Linked DNA regions of Mus musculus: region 2 is linked to region 1. A link is a loop called in an ENCODE intact Hi-C map of the cell type or tissue named here. Cell type or tissue: gastrocnemius. All regions are shown on one strand. Each heading gives the region's core, and the rest is flanking DNA. Links, peaks and the distances in the headings are about the cores only. Region 1 holds the start of Trp63 (transformation related protein 63). Region 2 has its middle 150 kb from the start of Trp63.

Region 1 (13,001 bases), core at 1-8,000:
CTATGATTATGGAATGATTAAATTTGGTCTTTCTTAAAATAGATTTTGTAAACTGAGAACTACCAGCGTTGTCTGCTTAGAAAAAAATCAACTCACAGTATTCACCCATTGGACAGCAGAGAGAACAGTGCTGGGTTCCATGTGCTCATATACGGTTTTCTTTTTTTATTGAAGAAACATATTCATGCAATATATTTTGATCATATTTTCCCCTCTTCCAATTCCTCTCTCCCCAGTAATATTTCACTTCCTTATTGATTCTCTAAGAAGAAGTAATAGTAACCTGTGGGAAGCTAATCTATATAAAAGTTTAAATGCCTAAGGAGTCATTGAGTCATCAAATATGTAAGTTTGATAATCAGATGTCAATAATGATGACAATGGATAGTTTTTCTTTTCAGACAGGATCTCTTTAACTGGCCCAGAATTTGCAATCCTCCTGCCTCAGCCTCTTGAGCACTGGGAATACAAGCCATGAGCCACCATATTCTCATTCTCATGAACTTTTGTACGCATGCACCTTTCCAAAGGAGGGTTCGTATCCGCACTTCCATCTTTCTGGGCTGTTTTATGGTTACATTTTTATTGTAAGTGAGGAGACAGTTTAGGCTAAAGAAAATATTTTTTATCAATCTTCCAAGACCATGTTAAACCAGTCTCACAGCTCTGTACTTATTCTTGTGCCTTCTCCCAAGTTGGGAAGACTACTGAAATAAAGGCACTCTAAAATTTAAAATCATTTCAATTTATATATTATATATATATATTTATTTATAAATGTATATAATTTATAAATCATACACACACACACACGCACACACACGCACACACACACACACATACATACACATGTGTGTGTGTGATCCACCACCAGAAATGCCTGCAGATGGATGTGTATAGGAGGGAAGGAGCGCACTAGTCCATAAGCTAGGAATCTGTAATGCTGCTGTGAATCCAATGCAGTCCTCAGGAGAGGGCCAGGAGGAGACATGGTAAGGGCTGCTGCTGAGTCACAGCTGGGTTCTTAGAAATGTTGATTCTGAAGCTGGTGATTGCAGGAAGGTCTTTGAGATCTCAATACTTGGGCTTTATTGTCTGTCATTCCTGTCCCCAGCTCCAACTAAATTTCTTGTTTAGGTCATCTAAGAAGATAGGGTCCATTTGTTTTTTTCCTAAGACAGACACTTGTAGAGAAAACAACGGACGAATGAGTTAAGAAACCATTCACATTTCACATTTCAACCTGGGAGATATTAGCAATCTGGTTGGGTTGCTCTCCTTTGAATTTGTAGTCTGTCTTCTCTTTCTGTATTCTCCATTTCATGTATCTTTCCTCGTCTGTTTTTCCCACCAGAAACCTCACAGGAAGAGGAAGAGTCAGGCCAACAAGAGAGTGAATTATACTGGTGAAAATAAATAGCCTTTCACAATCCAAGGCAATGCTATGGTAACCTAGTCCTGCCCAGAGCCAGGGCTCAGATTCTAGTGTGAGCCTCCAGTAGGCACAGGTGGCAAGTGTCACTTTAACCCCTTTCTAACCATGCCGTTTTCCTAAGTCTTACAAAGTACCAAATTCCAGATTCAAATCTCATGCCGTTAAATTAACAACATCACAGTGCTTTGTATGGTGTGAATGTCTCCCATAACTTTACACGGGAAACGCTCTTCGGATTTCATTTACCAGTTTAAAAATAGCAAACTCTAATTTGAAACAGTCTCTTCCCCCGACAGAGGCACACTATTGTGAACTCTTGCTAATACTCCTTCTCAGTGCAAGGTAAATATTTTTCTACAAACACAAACAAAATTCAGTTTCATCACAGGTTTTAGGAAGTCATATTTGTCAAAAGATGATGTTTGTTTTGAAACAAATCAAAGAGAAAATATTCTTTAGAGCTAAAATGACAAGCCACAATCTGCTTCACATAACAATGGCTATTTAGTTTTAAGACAAAAATCAAAATTTCCAATGTTTATTTTGACTTGAAAATTGCCCAATAGATTATTATATCCCTGTCCAATGAAATTTCTTTTTCTTTGGTGGGTGGGACTGAGCATGGCACGTGGTACATTTTAAAATTTTTTAACATTTTAAAATGGTGTGACAATCTTAAGTAATATTTTAATTAATTCTTTGATAATCTCATCCCCCTCCTCCAACCTCCAACATCTCCCTGACCCTCCCACATCTTCTACCCGAGCTACATGCTCTCTCTCTCTCTCTCTCTCTCTCTCTCTCTCTCTCTCTCCCCCACTCTCTCTCCTTATAGAGTACAATAGTGTGACAAATTTAAAAACATGGATGTCTTCAAACTTTGTCACTTAGTAACTCAAGAAATAAAGTATAAGATAACTGTAGAAAAGATATCTACAAACCACTTTAAGTCCATACAAAGTCCAAAGTAGTATTATTATGCTCGCTAAACAAGGAGGGCTTCTTCAGTACACAGCAGAAACACTCAGAATACACCAGGCACACCAGTTCAGTTTTGACAGACGCCAGGTCAGATTTAAACTCACCGCTGGATGTAAGGGTCGGGGCAGTACTGTAGGGTGGCACACCGTGAAGTTTCAAAATTCATTTCCTTCAACTCTCTTTGATACCAACAGATGGGAAGCAATTCTATAAAATATACATATACACCTGAGAATATCTAGGTATGTAGCCAGGAGGCTGAAAGCAATAGGGTCAAATGCCATCAGACATAGAAGTTTAGACACTTCCCCCCTTTACTCAGATTTGCAAAGAGGCGGGGCGTTTCTTCCTTTCAGCCAATGAGAGTCTTCAAGTAACCAGAGCATCATAAACCGTCAATTCTTACCAGCTGGGCACCCCCTGTAAAGCTGTTCTTCCTCTCTGCCACAGTTTTAGAGCCCTTGACGTAGAGTGGCCACACTTGTTGGCAATTTGTAGGCATCTCTGAACTTCTGATCTTGCTTGGGATTGGGTGCTGGTATGAATGGCATCAGAGTTTAATCACAGAAGCCAGGACTTGTCACTGAGCTAATAAATGTCCCCCTTGCTCCAACTGAATAACATCTCCTTGTATCTGTATTCTGACTTGATTTGAGAGCTCCTGTCAGTTCTGCTGTGGCTACAATGTTTTGCAGAGACGCTTAGGAGACTTTTTTTTTTCTCGGCTTCTCCCTGCCCCACCCCCACCCCCTTCTGCCTCCCTTTCAGCCAACCGCCTGTTGTGGTCACAATCTCAAATAGCAAAGACAGGGAAATTCCTTGATTATATTTAACCTAGAACTCACTCTTCATTTCAACGAGAGAGAGAGAGAGAGAGAGAGAGAGAGAGAGAGAGAGAGAGAGAGAGAGAGAGAGAGAGAGAGAGAGAGAGAGAGAGAGAGAGAGATCATGTATATGTATTTAGAAATAGTTTCTGTCCCAAATAAAAGAAAATAGCCTGCAGTGATTTTTTTTAACCATACAGATATAAGTAATAGGATTTTTATGTGATATAAAAATAGGAGTTAATATTCTTTTACAATGTTTCCTAATTGTTTTATTGTTTTCATATTTATTTAGAATTATTTTAGATGGCCTGTCAATGGGGAAAAATAAAGTTTATTTCAAACTCTTATCATTCTGTCTCATTCTATTATGCCTCACTTTTAACTTTTTTTAGTCTCCTTCTACCTACTTTACTATAAAATCTGACATTCTTTATATTGTAAAGAATTATATATTATCAGGCAAAGTCTCCATGATAATGAATTTGTTTCCTTTCTGAATGTAGGCTGTAAACCAATCCTGGTTCTGTGGATTTAGAAATTGAATGAAATATGATTCAGAAGCTAAATTAGAATAGAGTCCAAGAGGGAACTAGAGCTGTGTGCCCAAGTGTCACTGACATGTTACGTACATATCTCCATTCATGCCACAGCCATAGACACCTGCAAACTAGTGACATCAGAAAATGTCAAAGTTGTGAGACAAGCTGAAGAGAAATCTGACATTTTCCTGTAAGAAATTCTGCTTCAAAATGTGTTCATAAAGATGTTTTATTTGTTGTTCCAGCCAGGGAGAAGCTATTTAAAACTTGACATTCTCTTTCTTAACTCAGACTGAGCGTGTCTAACATCTGTGAATTGTGAAACTCACACACATGCCGGCCTGCGCTCCAGCCAAATCTGACAGCTTGCTCTAAAAAAAAATGTTAAACTTGAGCAAAGATCGTTTCACTAATTAATTATAGATTTGCTCATTGGAATCAAGTGTTTGGCTTTCTTCCTCTGAGCAAATACAGATGACCTGATTATAAAGTTCTTAAATTGAGAATAATCAATTTCCTATGGCCATGGACTTGGGGGAGTTTCATCACACAGGGCCTGTCTACTCTTAGTTGTGAGATGAATCTCTGAAGGCATAGAAAGAATGATCTCCTAGCCAAAGGCAGCTTAAGCTGTCCCCCAGAACACAAGAATGGGAGGGGGTAATAGAGTTAATGCCAAAGCACATGTTTAGTGTGGAAAAGGCCCTGCCCTGCGTTCAGTCCTCAATCGTGAAAAATTAAGAAAGACTAGGACTAGGATTTCTAGTGGAGACTGTCTTAAATTTTAATAAACCCGCGAGTCACTTGAAATTCTTGTCCATGCAAAATCTGGTTGGTTATTTCCAGGGTGGGGTTTGAGATTCCATTTCTAACCCTGGGATGACTCTGCCAGGATGGCTGGCCCAAGTACCAGATCTGAAGTGGTAAGTTCTGAGCTCACCTTTCGCCTTGTATTTATAATTAAGTGCTTGCTGAAAAGAAGAAAGAACTTGTCAAAGTAATTTATATCATGGTTCAACGTCATGGACTTCCACATAACCAGTCTTCAAGTACTCTTCATACATATTTTCACTTACAAGTTTTAGAATTTAATTTAAAAGGTTTAAGTTTAAAATAATTTAGAGCATATGCCATTATATCAGCAGTTGTTATAGAAAATTATATATATATATATACACATATATATAGTACAGAAGGCAGATTATTAGGTGGCAATAGATTAATTATGAATGATATTGGTTCCCACTACTTAGTTAATAAACAGAGTTAACTTGACTTAAAGGAGAAAAGCAAGCTCCTCAGGATGACAAACACATTAGAGCACATGAGCATCCATGACCTGGGAAAATGAATGGCGACGACTATACCTTTCCAACCTACACATCTAAAGGATGCTTGTGAACACACTTGCATTGTAGGAAGCAGGAAGTAGGACAACAGAGAAACAATAATGTTTAGTATGTAGAGCTCTTGGCATAATGTCCCAGGAAGAAATATGCCTTCCTTCTCCACTTCGAGCAGTCAACATGCTTAGCCTAACTCAAGTATTCAGCACAGAAATTCTCCCTGAAATCTGCAACATGCATCACACAACTGCTATCATTTATGCACTTTCTGGTCTAGGCTGCAAACTTTTATCATTATTTTCCTGCTTTGGATAGGAAAATAATTCTACCATTCAAGGAGAGAACAGGAAGTGTAGGGTGATGTAAAACAGATGTTACTATGAACAGTTCATGACCTGTGTGTTCCTCCAGCCATTACAGTTTGTGACTTTGGTCACTATTTATCAGAGAAGCTGAGTTCAGGGCAACTGGACCATAGGCCCCATCTTGTCTGGCTCAATATGGCTTATACCACTCCCGACTATTCAAACCAAAATGGAACCTTCTAGAATATAAGGTAGTAAATGTACCAAATATTGCACACTAAAAAGGAATAGTTGAATTTAACATTCTTCAGCACTGAACTCATTTTGACTACAATCTCTATTCATCAAGGATGAAACTGAAGTTTGCCTTGGAAGAGGGTCGTACTATCAGTATACATCAATTCTGGCTCTACTTTTATTCTACCTAGATGTCAGACTGTAATAATTATAAGAAGTATAGAGCAAAAGGTGCTGACATCTAGGTAGGGTGAAGGGAGAACTAGAATTCATGTACTGGTAGTGAGGGAGTGATAGTTTCCTGAAGAAGCATATACATTGCAGACTTAGCTATGGTCTCTTGATCTGACCTTGAGCTTCTTGCAGGCCTTGCAATCCATCACATGGAAACATTTATAGCTAAACTAATGACCAGAGTCTATTCAGAAGAGAAAAAAAAAGGGGTTCAGGGGTTTGTCCCAATGAATGGGGGAGTTTTGATTCAGGAGCATGTAAGGAAACACAGAAGCTAGTTAGGCAGGGACAAGGTTGGCAGGTTCCCTAACAGACAAACCTGATACCCTCGAAGTCACACCCAGTGTCCAAAAGCAATGTGGGTGGGCTTCTCTTCCAGACATACCCGAACAGCTGTGTGGGGGACGCTTTTCACTCCCACCAGTCCTTTGCTCAAAGTCCACGTGAGTGGGAGATAAATAAGGAAACACAGGAAGTCCTTATTTGGTACTGCCCAGATTTGTTTTTCCGGAAGCATCTGTTAGATCCAAAACAAGATGTGCCTTTCCTCTATACATTTCTCTGTGTTTCCTAAAGGAAGCAATCTCTTACATAATCACGCTTCAACCATAGAAACCACAAAATGCACATCCACAAAATATCTACTCTGCGTCCATTTCAAGTTGCCTGTTTTGCCAATTATGCCTGTATAGTGACAGAAAATCCTGATTCACACATTTCCCTGTTTAGTCATTTTCTCATTGGGAACAGGTTCTTCAGCTGCTTCGCGACACGGTTATTTGGAAAGATGGCAGGCCAGTTGCTTAGTTTAGTTTTTGGTGGATATTTTCTCCTGAGTAGATTCAGTTACTTGATTTTGGCAGAAACGGTATGAAAATGGGGCTCAATACATCACATTCATTGTGAATTGTGTGGCTTTTAAAATCCCTCCAGTGAATTTTCTCCAAATTTAAAGCTCTGAGAAGCAGATCATTTTAAAATTTTCACAGTAACTTCCAAGATGTCAGGAAGTTCTTCTATAGGTTGTTTATAATGTCATATACTTCTATGCAGTATATACTTGTGAAATATTTGAATTCTCATCGTTTTACATTGTTGTCCCTTTCTACTTTGTTTCCACATCATCCTCTCTCTCCCAACTTGTGGTCCTGAGAAAGGCCAGGAGATGGGTTTTGAAGATTCACACAATGGCAATTTGAAGAGGGTGAATTTTAGATTGGGGTCAAAAAGACCCATTCAAGCAGTTTTCAGTGTTGCTTGTGATATTTAAAGTAGTGCAGTTCATCCTGGTGTAATGAATGAGTGCTGAACAAGGTCCCCCTGTGTGGATTCACTGTAGGCTCAGGCTGATGTTCACTTTAGGAATTGGTGGGGAAATATCGGTGGGCTACTTAATCAGGAGTACAAGATAGTACAGGAAAATCAGTGACTTCAATATTTACTTAAAACTCAAATTGTTTTCTATTACCATATATATGTATAAATATTTACACACACATATATATATACAATACATATACTGTATATTCAGTGTATATATAATATATGTATGTATAATATCAATAAACAATTATGCATATACTATACATGATATAGTTGTTTTGAGAAGAACATGTAGAATAGAGATTATCTTAATTTTGGGTGACATAGGTACACAAACCTGTGAGGAGCCACAAACATTAGGGTTGTCTGCTGAATTTCCAGTTGACACAATAGAAGAAAAGCCTATGAGAGCTTCTTTTCAACTTGAGGAGTCCAAGACACTATGGCTATTAATTTCTGAATAGTCTATTTAGATGTTTGACCCATGTGTATATCTAGTTATTTAACATCACTGCCTTAGAAAATGGAGCTTATAAAATACTTAGAGATTGCAAAAATACATTTATGGTGCTACCAGAATCTGGGGGGGGGGGGGGGCGGGGGTTGGAAGTGGTTGTTTAACATGTATTAGGTTTCAGTTTTGCAAGATGAAAATCTTGTGATTGGTTATATGATACTGTATCTATATTTAGCTTGACTGAACTGTACATGGAAAAACAATTAAGGCAGTAAACAGTCTATATAATTTTGTATGTAGTATTTGAAAAATTAAAAATATGCATAGGTAAGTGCTTAAATCAATAGTCCACATAAGCAGCATAGGTAAGAAACATAAAAGAAAATCAGAGAGTATTTCTTCTGAAATATTCAACATGCATGTCTGTATGTGTCTTGAATTTGTGATCTACTGAGTGGGTTTTTACAAGATTTTGTATCAAAGTAATATATTAGGCTTTTGCTAAATATAACATGTGCTAGGTTAGGCAAACCTGCCTGCAGGATATGGGGATGTCTCAGTCAGGTAGTGAACTGTTTGCTTAGCAGTTATGAAGTCCTGAGTTTGGTCTTCAGAACCCAGATTTGAGCATGAATGTAGACATTTGTAACCCCAATGCTAAGGATCTGGGGACAAGATGATTTGTAGGACTCACTGGTAGCCAGCCTAGTTTACTGGGTGAGCTCCAGGCTAGAGATCCACTCTAAAAAGGGGAGTGGGGTGGGGAGTAGACAGTACCTGAGAAGTGCCACCTGAGCCTCCACACACATGTGCACACATGTATACACACATATACAAGTACACATACACAGAATCTGCTGAAAAGACTTTGAAAGTATCATTCCTACTGTAAGGATCTGAACTTCTAGTTTCTGTGTCTAACATGCTTATCAGTTTGCTCACTGTATATCACTAACCATGGATGATGTCATGATATGACATGAATTTCAGTGGGGTTCTTATGTGCCTCCCTCAGATTGGGTGCTCATCTATTTAACAGCCAGTTCATACCACCAGGATAAATATTTCTTGAGGGTCTCCTTTATGTGTGCATCAGTGTGCTGGGAGCTGCTAAGAGCAGCCAGATCACTAAGAGCCAACCCTTGTCTCTAACCCTTGTACTTCCCAGAGCACTGGAGAATGACTTTCTTTCCCTTTATAGAGCTTAAGCTTTGTAGTCAAAGGAATGGAATGGAATACCTTTATACGTTGGTGTCCTCCATGGCCCATTTACATATAAACTATCCACATGTTGTAGTGCTCCTGTCTTTGTCACTGCACTTGTGTTATATCTCCCTTGCAATGTATTTTCTAATAGATGTTCATGAAAGAAAAAGAAAAACTGAAAAGGGCCAGACAGAAATGGCTCAGTGAAGTGATTAAGATCACTTGGGTGCTCTTCCGGAAGATTCAGTTCTAGCATCCATATGATAGCTCACAATTGTCTGTAGCTCCAGTTCTAAGGGATCCAGTGCCCACATACACACATACATGTAGGCAAAATAGGAATGCACATGAATTAAAAATCAATAAGTCATTAAAAGTGAGTGAATAAGGAGAAATAGCTATGGCACAGCCCTCTGAGTGAATGATGGCCAATTTGCCTGCTGGAATTTTGGTCTGGGGCAAACGGTGCCTGATTAGTACTTATGAGGTAAGAAGGTGTTTGCTAGCATCCATGAAGCTCCGCTGTTGGTAGGAAGAGAATGCAGAATTGTTCATTGTCTTTGTGAGAGCAAGAGACCACTGGAGCAAGTCCTCACGCCAGATAGACATTCATTTGTACCTGATGCTTCAGGATTGTTCTTGGGTGGACTCATAAAGGCTAGGATTTCTGCCCAGAAGAAAGATAGGTATGAGCTAAGATCTGAGTATTACAAAGCCTGTGGCAATATTATGTCTCTAGTATATGGAGTCCTGAAAAACAGTATGTATCTATAGAGACAACTGTCAAAAAAGGACAAGTCTTGAACAGAACATCAACAACTGAGGTTCTAAGATAAAAAAAAAATTGATAAACAGGACCTCTTGAAACTGGAAAACTTCTGGAAGGCAAAGGACATAGTCAGTAGGACCAAACATCAATGTACAGATTGGAAAAAAGATCTTCACTAGCCTTGCATCTGATAGAAGGCTAGTATCCAAAATATATAAAGAACTCAAGAAGTTAGATTCCAGTGAACCAAACAACCCAATTATAAAATGAGATACACAGATAAACAGAATTCTCAACAGAGGAATCTCAAACATGCTTAGTTATCAGGAAAGTGTAAATCAAAACAACCCAGAAATTACACCTTACACCAATCAGAATGGCTAAAATATGAAATAAAACTCTAGTGACAACACATGCTGGCGAGGATGTAGAGAAAGAACACTTCTCCTTTGCTGGTGGGATTGTAAACTGCTATGATCACTCTGGAAATCAATCTAGTGGTTCCTCACAAAATTGGAAATAGTTCTACATGAAGACCTTGCCATACCGCTCCTGGACATATATATACTCAAAATATAGTTTACCTACCACAAGGATGTGTGCTCCACTATGTTCATAGGAGCCTTATTTATAATAGCCAGAAACTGGAAGCTACCTTGATGGCCCTCAACTGAAAAATGGATACAGTAAATGTGGTTCATTTACATGATGGAATACTATTTAGGTATTAAAAATGAGGACATCCTGAATTCGGTAGGCAAATGGATGGAGTTAGAAAGTGTCATCCCGAGTAAGGTAACCCAGACCCAAAAGGGCATGCATGGTATGTACTCACTGATAAGTGGATATTAGCCAAAAAGTACAGAATAACCAGGATACAACCCACAAACCATAAGAAGTTAAACAAGAAGGAAAGCTCATATAAGGATGTTTCAATCCCACTTAAAAGGGGGGAAATAATCAAGGGAAGGATGCGAGTGGGAGAGGAGAGGGGCAGGAGAAAGGGGGGCAGGATCAGATATGGGGCAGACAGGTGAGATATGGGCAGATCAGATATGGGGCAGGATCAGATATGGGGCAGACAGGTGAGAAGGCCAGAGCTTCAGGATGAATGGAAACATGAAGCTGCCAGGGTTAGGGTTTGGAGGTCAGGGGAACCTCTCGAAAGTCCTAGAGGCCTGGGATGTGAGAGGCTCCCAGAACTCAACGTGGGTGACCTTAGTCTCAATGCCCAACAGTGCAGAAATGGAGCCTGAATAGCTCACCTCCAGCACTTAGACAGGACCCCCAGTAGAGGAATGGGGACACCAACTTACCTTGAAATTTTTTGACCCAGAATTGCTTCTGTGTAAAAGAAGTGCAAGGACAAAAATGGAGCAGAGACTGAAGCAATGGCCCACCAGTGACCAGGCTAACTTGGGACCTATCCCACAGGTGGGCACCAAACCCTGACACTGTTACTGATACTATGTTGTGCTTACAGACAGGAGCCTAGCATGGCTGTCCTCTGAGAAGCTTCACCAGCAGCTGACTGAGACAGATATACATACTTACAGCCAGCCATTGAACTAAGATTGGGACGCCCTATGGAAGAGTCAGGGGAAGGATTGAAGGAGCTGAAGGGGATGCCAACCCCACAGGAAGACTAACAATGTCAATTAAACTGGACTCTGGGGAACTTCCAGAGACTAATACAGGAACAAAAGAGCATGCAGGGGCTGGTCTTAGAGCCACCTCCCCTCCACATACATAGCAGACTGGCCCCAGTGGGAGAGAATTTACCTAATCCTATAGAGACTTGATGGCCTAAAGAAGACAGATGGGGGCAGGGAAGGGCAGCCTCTCAGAAGCAAAGGGGAGGAGGATGGGATAAGAAGGTTGGGAGTATTTGCAGCCCCCTAGTAGGAACAACATATGAACTAACCAGTAACCCCAAAGCTCCCTGGGACTAAACCACCAATCAAAGAAAACACAAGGAGAGACTCATGGCTCTAGCTGCATATGTAGCTGAGGATGGCCTAGTCCATCATCAATGGGAGGAGAAGTCCTTGGTCCTGTGAAGGTTCTATGCCCCAGTATAGGGGAATGCCTGGGACAGGAAGCAGGAGTGCGTGGGTTGAGGAGCAGGGGGAGGGGGGAGAGGATAGGGGATTTTCAGGGGGGGGGGAACTAGGAAAGGAATAGCATTTCAAATGTAAATAAAGAAAATATCTAATAAAAAAGTTCTTAAAAAGTTAAAAAAAAGAAGGTTGGCAGTGGGGACTGGGGTGCAGAGAAACATTTTGAATATAAGTAAATAAAATAAATAAATAAAAATAAACAAAGGACAAGAAACATTTCTAAATTCCTATTTTTAAAAATTACTTGTATTCAAAGTTTAAAGGAATTTAGAGAAAAGTAACATAAGGAGACAAAAAAAAAATCTCCAGAAAGTAGAATAATTTTAAAATGATAAAACTTTCTATGGTAGTTTACATTTTCTAGGACACCCTCTAGGATGTGGGCTTATTTCAGCCTTGTGATGTTTTAGCGAAGTTGAAGCAGAGACAAGTGGGAACATGAACTCCGTGTCACTTGAGAAAACCAAGAATCAGAGTAGGAATCAGTCTCAAAATCATATCCTCTAATCATCACTAGTCATCCTTGCCTATAATCGACCCAGACTCGAGACCATCCACTCTGGAAAACAGTATTACTTACATGCTCATGAAAAATATTCTTGATAGTATACACTGTCCTTCTATACTTGCAACATAAAGGTAAACAAACCCAGTGTATTTTACTAAATACTTTATGTTCACTGTCTATTTTAAGGGAATGCTAAGAACCACTGGTGATACTTTCACCATTTGAAAAGTGTGTGTGTGTGGGAGGGGGGAAGCTGGGGAGTGTGCGCTAATTATTCTGTTTCTCCAGATAGTAATGGAACCGGAATCTGAACTCAAAGTACAGCTGCTTCGCTAACATCACCACCACACTGCCATACCCCTGGCAGGGTTCCAAATGCTTCCACATACATTTTACATCTTAGAGTCCTCATAAATGGGGCTAGCACATGTCTTTTTCTGATCCACAGATCCTACAACACCCTAAGCCCCACAAATACCAGCCTCCAAAAGAAGGCATGAGCTCATGGTGTGCACCCACATTTGGGCTGAGAGTCAAGAATGTTAACTCTGCTGATTTTGAAATTGGGCTGTGCACACTGTTCAAACACACGAAGGTGGAAGGACTGATAAAACACTTATGTGGGATGGAAATGATTCTCGGAATCCTTACAGGGATAGCCCATGCAATGACTCCTTACTGGGTCTTTTTTACAGGAATAACTGCTAATTTCTT
Region 2 (13,068 bases), core at 2,753-10,752, 150 kb after region 1:
CAGCCAAGGACATTTTCTGTATAGCTGTTCACATCAACCACTACAGATGAAGCCAACCTAAACTGGCTTGAGAAAAACAAGAAATAGTGAATTCATACCACTGAAGATTCATAGGGAAAGCTTGGGAGCAGTTGGACTTACTAGCTGTCCCGTCCCCCCCCCCCTGCCCCCAAAGGAAATTCTGTCCCCATGGGAAAAACAACAATGAGGTAGTTGCCCTTGAGTTTATGCAAGTTCCTAGTAATATCAGCCACAGATGAAGATCTGGGATACTCCAGTCGTGAATGCTGCATGGTAGTTTGCACAGGCGGTGTCTTAGGGTTTCCATTGCTGTGAAGAGACACCATGGCCAAGGCAACTCTGATAAAGGACAGGATTTAATTGAGGCTGGCTTACAGATGTAGAGGTTCCTTCCATTATTATCAAAGCAGTGTCCAGGCAGGCATGGCACTGGCGACAGAGCTAAGAGTTCTACATCTTGTTCTGAAGGGAAACAGAAGACTGTCTTCTAAGCAGCTAGAAGAAGGGTCTCAAAGCCAACCCCAACAGAGGCACACTTCCTCCAACAAGGCCACACCTACTCCAACAAGGCCACACCTCCTATTAGTATACTTAAAATACCACAGGTAGGAATCCATGACAAAAGAATGAGCTCAACATTAGGAGTAAAGCCATAAAGTCAAATACATTATGGATCAAATGTTGATGATTTGATTATACTAAGTGAAGAATAGACTTCACTTTTTGGTTAGGACATGGAATGATAGGCATTAAAACCTGCCTGACACATAGCATGAGCTACAGAATCATAGCTTCAATTTGTTGGATGAAAGACACTCTTCCCTAGTCTTGTGCCTGGCAGAATGGAAGGGATAAGATGTTACCACAATGGAGATAGCTACAGTTTGCCCTTTTAGAGATTAGGCTCAGTGCAAGCTATATCATTTGAGTTCATTGCTAGTAGCCAGGAGTCATCCAAACGCAGGTAAATGGTAGTGATAAGATGCAACTCTTTGTTTTTTATAGGATTGATAAAATGATAAACATATTTCATGTGTAAAGTTGTAAAATAATGAAAATAAATAAAAAATGTTTTATATGAAAACTACAAGCTACTCCAACAAGTGAGACATATGAAAGTGGGTCTTTAAAAAGCTAAATATTGTAAAAAAAGAAAAGTTAGTGACAAACTCTATCTTCAGTCTCCTTTTTCTCTAAAAAAAAGGGTTCAGGAGGAAAGACTCTTTGTAGTGCACTTGTAAGTGAGTAAGTGGCAGTCATTTGATGATTGACCTGAGAAAGATCAAACAACATGCTAGCATGATACAGGAGAATGATGGCTGAGTCAGATTTTATTGATTAATGATCTGCTAAAGCTCCCTAGACTTCACTGTGAAAAAAAGCTATTCCAGTTGTGTAATCTCAATTCTCAAGCATTTTAAAAATGGCATTGAACTTATTTCCAGCTATTCTTATTTATGAAAATAAAGAGTTGCAAATTAATAAGCATGCGGAATTTCTCTACCATCATGTCAACAACACCAACAAGTTTTAGACATATAAAAGGAGGCAGCAAGGATGAAGAGATTCTCATTCCACATGAGTTGGCAAATCAACATCACACCTTGCATGACAATTTAACCAGGCTTACTTAATAATGTTGAGATCATGCCTGTCTTAAAATTTATTTCAGTTCTTTAGAGAAACATCCCATGCTGCTAAAGTAGATATGAAGTAGGATAGGTATTACATATTTTCTCTCAAGTATGACTAACTGTAAACCGGTAAATCTATCCATTAAATAGGTATATATCAACAAATCATGAAATAGACTTGTGGAACTAAAATATCAAATAGGTATATGTGTGTTTATGTGTGAACCTTGAAAATTGGGTCCACTTTGAATGATAATGTGGTATTTGCAGGAATGGGCCTAGAAATAGCACCATTCACAAGAAATCAGTCCGAAGGCATGTGTGTATTGTACAGTTTTTATGGACATACACTTGGCATTGGAATACTAGCCTTTCTCAGAGATTTATCTTTCCTTCATTGGGGTACGTTTTACTTTAATATGGATGTATTCTCAATCTGTATTTTTTTACTTGAAAAAATCTATATTTACATTAAAATGGTCTTTTTGCTAAAAATCTTAAAACAAAATCAAGTGAATAAGCAATACTGTCATAATTTTGGGTACATATTTTTAATGTCTGATTTTATTTGAGATAGGTAGAGCCTCATATCTCTGCATTTAATCTACAGTAGTGTTGTTTTTACGGAAAAACAAGAAGAAAATTTCCTTTATGTATCTTCCATGCAAGAAAAGTAAGGTTGTTGAAGACACCTGGAAAATTAATAAGAATTCCAAGAGCCCTGACTCTTATTTCAGAAAACTGTTACCTATGGAAAGTGTAAGATCTCGGAAGCTCACAGCATAGGAGCTGACTGCCTACCCTGAACCTCCCTCTCCACAGGAGCCTACATCCCTGCCTGCTTTAGGCCACTGTGCTTGGAGGACTGTACATCATAAAGTTTACTTCATACCCCAAGTAACACAAACACTAGATAAGGGGTGTGTGTGTGTAAATATTATAGCTCTGTCATTATTCAAATAGATGTGTTTATTATCCTATATAGGTCATTATAGATCCATCGATCAACAAATCGATATATCGATAGATAGATAGATAGATAGATAGATAGATAGATAGATAGATAGATGATAGAGGTAATGTAGTAATAACTTTTAAGGTAATAATCATGTTTTCTTAGGGTTAGAATGCTACCACACACACACACACACACACACACACACACACCAGAAGGTAAAACTTAGAAAGATCTCCTCCATGCCCTGGTGGTTCTCCCCTAAATTCACCTATTAGACTTGTGCAGTGGTATTAGAAGGTGAGGCTTCTTTCTCCACATCCTCACCAGCATATATTCTCACCTGAGTTTTTTATTTTCGCCATTCTGACTGGTGTGAGGTAGAATCTCAGTGTTGTTTTGATTTGCATTTCCCTGATGACTAAGGATGTTGAACATAGGTGCTCCTTGACCATTCAAGTTTCCTCATGAAAATTCTTTGTTTAGCTCTATACCCCATTTTTAAATAGGGTTATTTGTTTTCTGGAGTCTAACTTCTTGAGTTCTTTGTATATATTGGATATTAGCCCTCCATCAGATGTAGGATAGGTAAAGATCTTTTCCCAATCTGTTGGTTGCCATTTTGTCCTATTGACAGTGTCCTTTGCCTTACAGAAGCTTTGCGATTTTATGAGGTCCCATTTGTCAATTCTTGATCTTAGAACATAAGCCATTGGTGTAGCCATCCTCGGCCACATGAAATGGGTTCCTGGGTAGAAGGCTGGAACTGTAAGTGAGGAAATGGCAAGAGAAGAAATGAGGCCAAGACAAAATTCTGATCAAAGCCCAATGTTTACTAAAAGTCTGTGTTTATAAAGGGTGAAAGCCCACCTCTTACTGATCCATTCTTGATGCCTTGTTGCCAGCCTGTTAGCAATAGTCTGACAGCACTTGTTGGCAGTAAGTTGTCAGTCGCCAGGCTTTCAGCTATCTCAGGAATATCTCAGGAAGGCAGGTTCAGTCTCTCAGCAAGTAGCAGCATCTTGGAGAAGAACACTGCAGGTGACAGAACAATAGAATGGAAGACTCCACCCTAGGTGGTCTCATTCACAGAGGCAGAATAGGTCTGAGTTAGCCTGCTCAAGGTTGGGGGAGGCTACACATTGGTATTCTGTTCAATAACTTTTCCCCTGTGCCCATGTATTTGAGGCTTTTCCCTCTTGCGTGCGCAGGACTGGCCAGCAGTAACGACGCTGCAACAGGATCCTTTTGCACACGTTTATTGGGAGAGCTTGATTGCAGAGGCGAAGAGACCCCGAGCCCAAAACTGGTGCTGCTTATATAGGCCTAGGAGAGGCGTGTCTCACACCCGGATTGGTTATGCACTACGCCTCATTTGCATGTTCCTCATCTGATTGGCTACTCTCTCTCTGTACCTCACAGAGCCTCATTATCATACCTCATTTGCATGTCTCACATCTGATTGGTTATACTCTCAAAGCCTCATTATCATGCCTGGGCCAGGCAGTGTCTTTGCAAAAAACTTTACTGCATATGTACACCTTGGTTGTTTGTCCAAACTTATGCGTGGTGGCCAGCAGTAGTCGTGCCACTCTGCAACAGCACATGTGGCTTCCCACATTTCCCCATTTTCTCTTCTATTAGTTTCAGTGTAACTGGAAATGGATTTTAGCCCCAAAGCTCAGAATTCCCAAGATACAATTCACAGACCACATGAAGCTCAAGAAGAAGGAACACCAAAGTGTGGGTGCTTGGTCCTTCTTAGAAGGGGTAACAAAATACTCATGAGAGCAAATACACAGAAAAAGTGTGGAGCGGAGACTAAAGGAAAGGGCATCCAGAGACTGCACCACCTAGGGTTTCATCCCATATATAGTCACCAAACACAGACACTATTGTGGATGCCAAGAAGGGCATGCATACACCTGTCTCATGAAAGTCTCTTCCAGGGCCTGACATATAGAGGTGAATGCTCACAGCCAACCATTGAACTGATCCCCAATGAAGGAGTTAGAGAAAGGACTGAAGGAGCTGAAGGGGTTTGCAACACCATAGGAAGAACAACAATATCAATCAACCAGAGCTCCCAGGGTCTAAAACACCAATCAAGGAGTACACATGGAGGGACCCATGGCTCCAGCCATATATGTAGCAGAGGATGGCCTTATCGGGCATCAACTGGAAAAGAGGCCTTTGGTCCTGTGATGGTTGGATGCCCCATTGTAGGGGGATGCTTGGGTGGGGTGGTGGGAGTGGGTGAGTGTGTGGGACACACCCTCATAGAAGCAGAAGGAGTGGGAATGGGATGGGGGGTTCAGCGGGGGAAATAGGAAAAGGAGATAACATTTCAATGTCAATAAATAAAATATTCACTTAAAAAAAGAAGGTGAGACCTTTTGGAGGCAACAGGATTATAAGGCTGGAACCTTCAAGGATAAGCTTAGCATCATTCTGGGAGGAAAGCAGAAGACTGGTTAGCACTTTTGCACCAGTGGGGTGAAAGGGAGAATTTGGCTCTCTCCAATGGGAAATGGCCATCACCAAAACTTGGTGTTGTTAGCACCATGAAACTACGTTTCTGTAGAGCCTCTTGGAAAGTGAGGATCTAGTGTTTGTTGTTTTACTGGATACATAAATGATGGTCGTTCATTGTAGCAACCAACACTGACAAAGAGAACTTCAGATGTGATTGCAATAGTTTACTTATTCTAAAAATATGTTTGGGAAAAAAGTACAGCTATATGTCAATTTTTGCTAACTATGCATAGCATGTTCTTGGTGATTAGTAAACCATTTCCTATATGTCAGGGTTCTATAACAAATGCACATTTTAGGAGGGCTATTGAAGAGAAAACTGAATATTTGTGTAGCATGTCTCCTTGTGCTTTCAAGATCAATCTTTGTTGCTTTTGCTTCACATATAGGAAGTTCAACCTTTGGAAACATTGTAGTTCTGTAGTTATTCAAATAGACTTTCAAATGAGTTAATTAAGAAAGGAGAGTGTGTATGCATAATTAAATGCATAAGGAATCTTTTACACATTACCATGTTTACCTTAAATCTTTTAACTGAACAATTGTTTTTTCTTAGTGTAGAATACTACTATATATTTTCATTGTTCTACTTATTGTAATACTGGTTTTTAAATGCAAACTTTGGAAATGATGCTTATTAGTAACCATTTACATACTACTTATACTTACAATCAAAATTGGTGTGGCAATTTTGCACTGTTATGGATAACAATATTCCTACTTATTAGGTAGTATCTATATTATTAACACACTATAATATTGTACGGAAACAGAGATGCAGAGAAGTTTAGCAGTATGCTCAAGGCCACATAACAAACTCTGCTATTCATTTAAATGTCAAATAAATTTTGCATTTGAATCTAATCCTGAAGCTTTATTTGAAAATTTTGTCAACATGTAGGAAGCAAGGGATCACTTCCATTGGCCTGAATATCAGGGATACCAGCCATTCTAAGCCACAAGTGTATATGGGGGGGGGGGGGAGGCAGGCAGATGGCGTGTTCATGTCCATGTGTACCTGTCTGCATAGTGTAAATCTTGCCATTCTCTGAGACTCTCAAAGGGTGCCACCTTCCCTGAGTGCTTTTCCATTCTTTAGATCAAGAAGTGCATCCTGCTGACAAAGTGTGTTTCAATGTCTGCTGGGCAGACAGACAGTCTGTTCCATAGCAACCAAGGTGTTTCTGTAATTTGGAGGAACCCTTTCTTTGTACTAAATGACATAAACTAAGGCAAAAACCAGTGTGTGATGTAGACATTGTCCTCCAAAAGCAGGAGAGGACATGTATAGTTCCCTCAGGCCCTGAATTGGCCCAACTTTCTTTTGCTCCTGGGAACACAAAGGTTTATCTCCCTGCACACACACACACAAACACACACACACACACACACAATGTGTGTGCATGCACAAACATGCAATATATGTATCTATCTCTCAAAATTGTGCAGCAAGATTTCCATCAAATGCCTTCATACCCACTTAACTTAAATTTTATTATTAGCCTTCAAATGGAAGGTAGCAGAGTTAATAGTTTCTCATGATTCTGTTATCTGAAACCCAAGGTGATGCAATACTATGTGTTTACACAATGCATTCTAAATTGTTAAGTTTTGGTATTTTATAGCATCTGTCTTCATCTATTGGCTCTGTTTGCTTTTCCACATGGAACAATGCCTTGTTTCCATGTATAACATCAAAGAAAACCAGTATGTGTTGAACAGCGATTATGTATCAGACTTTTCTCTGGATGCTTTATTGACATTGTATGTATAGTCCCAATAGTTAAATTAATTTGGATAAGCATTCATAAATGACAAGCTTGAAATATATATATTTGATTTGTCTTCAAACTTGGAGCCAGCAGTTACACAGACAACAAAACAAAACAAAACAAAACTCTCTGCTAAAATCCCTATATATATTACTTTTGTATGAACCAAATAGTACATAATAGAGAATGGTGTTAGTGTTCATGAGCATGGCGCTATACATCCAGGGATCTAGCACTTCCCCTGCTGGTTTGTTCAGAGAGCTCTCCGGGCCAGACAGAGTTACCTCATGGTAGACACAGGATACTCACGGCTGTGGAAAGTCCCTTGATGTCACTGGAACATACACCGAAGTGTGTGTGTCCATGGATATAAATATAAAATGCTTCACTCACTTCAATCACTGAGCCTGACCTCATTTGTCAGTGCTACCTTGGCTGTGTGCAGAGGGTAAGGAAGCGGAGCATCCTGCCCAGCTGATGCTTTGACAGGTGTGGGTGGGGCACAAGGCAGGCACTAAGCCCGGGTAAAGCCAAACTGGCTTCTGTGGCCTCCAGAGCAAGTTCCAAGCTCTTCTGTTGCTGGATCTTCTTATAAAAGTATGCCATCTCAGCATTCACATTGTAAAATAGAAAAGGAAAAAGAAATTTATATATATATATATATATATATATATATATATTTTTTTTTTTTTTTTAACCAAGTAGCATAATCACTTTAGAACTTTGGTAAAGATCTCCTTGTGGTCTTTTCTCTCATTTAAAAACTGTTTTTCTTTTATTCCTGATATTCGTTTCATATACAACATAACAAGGGAAAATGGCTGTGCTATTCTAGAGTGGTCATTTGAGTTCAATCAGTACAATTTTGAGAAAGTAATGATAACTATAACTTGAATTTTTATGTACTAATGAAAGATATTGAGGTACCAAAAGTAATATATTCAAAATCGACTTTCCAAACTTAAAAATTCATTCTCAAATTAAAGTAATTTATGTATATCAAAGTAGAAAAAATATTTCTCTATATTTGTATTTTATAATCAATTTTAAAGGCTTAACAGTTTACATTTAGTCAACAGAAATCATTTTTTAAGGAACCATAATAAAACTTAATGCTGAGCATACTGATTTAAAAAAAATAAACACTTTGAAAAGTATTAATGGAGACAAGAGGGGTAAATAAAGCAGCACTTCCACACTGCAGTATTTATGGTTTTCATATTGGCCAATTGTTGCATCATAAGCAAGAAGGCGATGGCTCTGGGTATCACTTGTGGTGCATTTTTCTGCTAGGCCATCATGTCCTCCGTGCTTGGGTCCAGTCTTGGAGGCAGCATTGGGTACGAGTTTTCCAGGACTTTGGGCTCCTGAATGCTATAAGTTTGAGAACAGGCTGCTATCTTGTTTGTTTTTGGGTGTCCCCATGCTTAGCTAAATAGTTGTAGAGTAATCTCTTTGTCTCCCCTCATGGAAAAAGAACAGTGAGTCTCCAAGATGAGGAAGTAAAGTTTGATATCTGATCTCACCTGTTCTCCATCTCACAGTTAATGAGCTGGACAAAGTAGGCTCTGCCCTCCTTCTCTTCCTGGGAGGTCAGTGTTCACTTTTTACAAAATGCTACAGCCAAATCAGTCAGACATTGTTAAATCAGAGGATGGGAGAATTGAGGGCCCTTGTCTCTTTGTTAACCAGTCTTATTTTAATTTGATTATCTTCCTGTGACCATAAAGTGCCAGTTTTGCTCATCAGAATCAAAATTAACTTTCTTTCTGCATTCCTATTAGAACAGTCACAGTTGTGGTTCCTGTCTCTGATGCCCTGGGCTGAGTAGGTGAAATTCAGCTATAGATAAGTCTAAAAGAGATAGTATATTCACGTATTTCCAAAACATTACTATGTCATATGATGTATTAGTGCAGGAGTAATAATGCTCAAAATGTTTTCATGTGATGATTGTTTCTGATAATATTTGCAGGTTGAATTGTAACAGATTTTTTTCAATCTTTTCACACCATACATGAGAACACACAGGTTTTAATGACATTTGTGAAGACCACCACTTACAAAGTCGTGTTGATTTAATAATCAATGACTAAGCAAGGAATAGTATGTAAATTGTCTTTTGTATCCTAGTGGCTCTAATCCTTCAAGTGGCTAAACCTGACTGAACTGATGAGATGCACAACTTAATAATGTGACTATTAATTAAGTCTAGCTGTGCAATGTGGTAAAGCGATGTGCCCAAATAAGACTAAGTCTTTAATCAATGAGATAAACACATGTCCATTTCATCTTTTATAGCAGGGTTCTCTCAGTAGTTTCATTTCATAGTTATTTCATAGTATGACATTTTTTTTACGTTTGTTTAGCTCTGAAAATTTCAATTGTTTTCTGTTTTCCATTTTCATTTTCTGTAAATGTTATAAAGTGTTATTAGTCATATTTCCCAGGGAGAGTAAATAAATAGTATTAGTCTAAATTGGTATTTGCCTCTACACAGCTTCTTTCTGAGATAGTTTAAGAATTTCCTAACATCCTTAAGTTGACATTTTTTCTCTGACCATCAAAAATATAAATACAAGCTCTTGTGCTCATATGGAAATGTAAATACAAGCTCTTGTGCTCATATGGAAATATATATATAATGATAATTCCATTATACTGTTGGCCTCTTGGTGGCCCACCAGAACTTGAGGATAATAGCTTGTTCCTGAAGACACCAGACATCTCAGTTGTAGTAAAGAAAAGAAGCTGAGGCTGGATTGGATGCTTTCTCCTTGCTGTCTACTTTTCATACTCTGCAGTTGCTGGAGGAAAGAAACCAACATTTGTCTTACACCTCTGTGAACCTGTAAATTTCGAAACCAAATAGCCAGGCAAAATGGACCCACTTGAGCCAGCCCCTAGGCCCCGCCCCAGCTCCCAAAGACATCTGCATGCACATGGTGACACAGAAATCCATGCTTAAATTCAGTGAGTCACGAAACAAGATAAATAGACATAGATGTAAAAAATATAGATTTCTAGAGAAGATCAGAAGTAGATAAAGGAAGAAAAGAGATGGGAAAGAATAAAAGATGACAGAAGCCAGTACACATATGTACTTGTGTGAAACTGTCCCAGAACACAGTAGTTAAAAGCTTTAAGTCTTAAAAATATTTCAATGGATTGGGAGAAAAAAAAATGTCCTGCTACTTATAAAAGACGCTTTATCCAGTGGTTGGAAGGTGGCAACCCGTGAAGGGATGATGACAACAGTGTCAGGCTTGCTCTTTTCCACTATGATATCTTTTTAATAATTCTGTATAAATTTAGAACATGATATAATGCCATCATGTCAAGGATCAGAGGGAAGAAAGGAAAATTGGGTAGTGGGGTTTTAATTTTGAACTTACAATGCAAAATAATATAAAGAAAGGTCTAGAACTGAGAGATTCTTATATATTAATCTCTCTAACCACCCATAGAAAACTGAGCATGGAATGGAAATAGACTTGTCAGGGTCCTGTGGACAGGGTTGTATGGAAAGGAAAATCCAGTTCTATTTTCTTTTAGAATCAGGGTCTCAAAAATCAGATCCCAGTTTTCTAATAAATGAAATGTTTTATCCTTTGCAAATCAGACAAGAAGACCCATGGGGTTTACCCATGAGAAGCAGGAAGCCCTGCCAAAATTCCAACCAGCTCTGCACACTTTCTGGGCATCTGCCGAGGACCAGGGCTGATGCCAAGTGTTCTGGGGCACAGAGTTGAGTAAGTCATGGTCATTGCTCTCATATTCAGTGCTGAAAGCAGGGACACATTCAAGCAACCGGATCCCAAAGCCGGCTGTGATAAGTGTTATCTTAGATCCCTGGAGGAGACAGGTCACACGACTGGAATAGCATGAAGTCAGGCCTGCAGCTGAGGGCATGCTGTTATTTAGGAACCCTATCAGGTTCATCTCACCACTTGGCAATGACCCCCAATCCCTGCAGTTTCTTGTCCTGAGTGTGCTGGGTCAGGGCACTTCCATCTGCCTCTCCTGGAGTCTCCTGTTAAGGCTACTGGTGTTTGAGGGTGCTTAATGAGAGTGAGAAAGACTTGTCCCATTTTTCTTTGTAAAGTTTCTAAGCTCACTGGCACTATGGGGAAATGGCCCATTTAGAAGTAGCTCTCTTTTCTTCTCTCCTAACATGTCATGAGGGCTGCCAAACTCTGGAGGCCCAGTATTTTATTCATCCAGAAAGTGAATGAAGCCGAAAATGTCTTCTTAATCTCATTTGGTTTTGCCCTAGTTGTTTGACTGTCTTTTTCCCTGTCTGGAACTGGGCAGTGCCAGCAGACAGGGACCCCCTGATTTAACACTTGATCTCTTAGAACACCTACCAGAAGCTTCAGCAAATGAAACAGCTCAGTGCTCTTGTACTGAATTCAGCCTTGATGCTGTCCTGTAAGCTCACGCCCATTTCCAAAGTGGCTGCCAAGTTTTCCAAAGGGTCTTTAAACCTGGATTTAAAACTGAAAGGAAAGAAATAGGACCTTCCTCTACCAGATAGTATATCATTTTTGAGGTTGTTTAAAATATGAAGCGTAAGGAAGTAATTAATTTGGATGGTAAAAAGGAATAAAGGCTTAATAGGAAGTCGGAGGTTTGACCTGGACACTGTGTCTGTAACCTCTAAAAGCTTCGTTCGGCTCGTTCTGAGAACGGTTCTTCTTTTTGAGGGACCTGTTCCCTTATATACACTTATTCTTTGCACTCTCTACAATAAGGGCAATAATGATCTATGGGTTTATAGTTCATAAAGGATTGATTATATACAACACAAAGATAAGCCCACCCTTTCAATGTAACAGTGCCATGACCAAGACCTATTTAAACAGAAGGTAAACTGAAGCCGAGGAGTGCTCCACTCCAGACTTGCTTTAAGGCAGGACTGACCTCTATGGCTGACTATCCTATGAGTCAGATGCCTGTGGTGTAACTGAGACGCAAAAGAAGTGCTGTGGCTTTGGAATGGGCAGCTCTCTGATCTGAAGAGATCCAAGAAAGCCACAAGTTTGGGCTTCTGCTCAGGGTTTTCAGTGCAAGCAGAGTTCAAGGAAATCTTCCTGCTTCTTTGCCCTTCAGTCTTCACTGCCGACTGCTCCTGTTCACCCATGGCCCAACTCACCTCTCAATAGCAACAGTGAATCATCAACTCAGAAAGAAAACACAGAGTTGGAGTTGCAGCTCGTGTCTTGCTAGTTTAATTAACTCTCAGCTGTATCCATGAAGGTCAACTAGACCCACACCTCAGATCACAATGACCTCTGTGGCTTTCTAAGTCAGGCTACATGCCTTTATAACTTGACTCTATCATCCTGTTTTCCCTTCATGACTCCTACAGCTGATCAATGACAAAGTCTGAGACATCCTGCTCCTGTGGTAGATATAACCCAATGAAATTTATATCTCTAAGTAAATTATATCATGTACTTGGACATAGACATTAACATTTTTTCATTGACTTGGGAAGAAACAGGCTCTTGTGGAGCTTAGGCTGACCTTGAACTCACTGTATATGTAAGGTAGACCTTCAGTTCCAAATGCTTTTACCTCCTAAATGCTGGGATTAAAAGTGTGTTCCACAATACCTGGCATCCTTTATTATCTACTCTCTGGACTATTTCATAGGCTTGTGCTCCTTTCTATTCACTTGACATTCCTGAAGTTCAGACACACTCTGGCTCTTGTTGCCTCTCACCCGTCTCTCTGTTTAAACACCGGGGCCCAAGGCGCTCTGTAATCTGACTTCATCAACCAGCCTGGGTATATTGTTTTCCCACTTTGTGGACTATGTTATTTATGCAAACCTGCCCCCACATACACACATGCCTTTCAAACCTTGATAACTTAGTGCTGCTATCCTAGTTCTCCATGTTTCATTCAAACATAACTCCATTTTCACCAATACAACTTAAATGAGAGCTCTCCCATTACATATTGACTAGGCTACATATCTGTTCATTTTCTGATCACCACAGGCTATTGTAGTTTCCTCCTAGGGTAAGGCACTCATATTATATTACCTAATTTGATCAGTTCTATACTTCTGGTAGACTCTCAGAAATGAGGACTCTCCTTTGCTCGAGGACTTCATCATTGGTGGATAAGAGGCAACTGAGAT

The links. Peaks named below come from ENCODE experiments on the same cell type or tissue, not always from the same donor. Only the 100,000 strongest peaks of a DNase experiment are listed, where the experiment ranks them.
Region 2: a loop joins it to region 1, with 4 times the contacts of the local background. A loop is called at or near these places in 2 of 42 quality-filtered maps.

Annotation. Positions count from the first base shown.
Region 1 is chr16:25,673,871-25,686,871 of GRCm38, reverse strand. Trp63 (transformation related protein 63) reads right to left here and starts at 3,107. Exons shown (of 14, transcript NM_001127259.1): 1 at 2,521-3,107. The coding sequence starts at 2,582. In gastrocnemius, for the core only: no CTCF peak of the experiment used is centred there; a DNase peak (open chromatin) is centred at 4,127; H3K4me3 peaks cover 3,600 bases; H3K27ac peaks cover 5,091 bases.
Region 2 is chr16:25,530,977-25,544,044 of GRCm38, reverse strand. No RefSeq gene overlaps it. Among named protein-coding and RNA genes, the nearest start is that of Trp63, 150 kb to the left of the region's middle. In gastrocnemius, for the core only: a CTCF peak has its summit at 7,186; a DNase peak (open chromatin) is centred at 10,632; H3K27ac peaks cover 710 bases.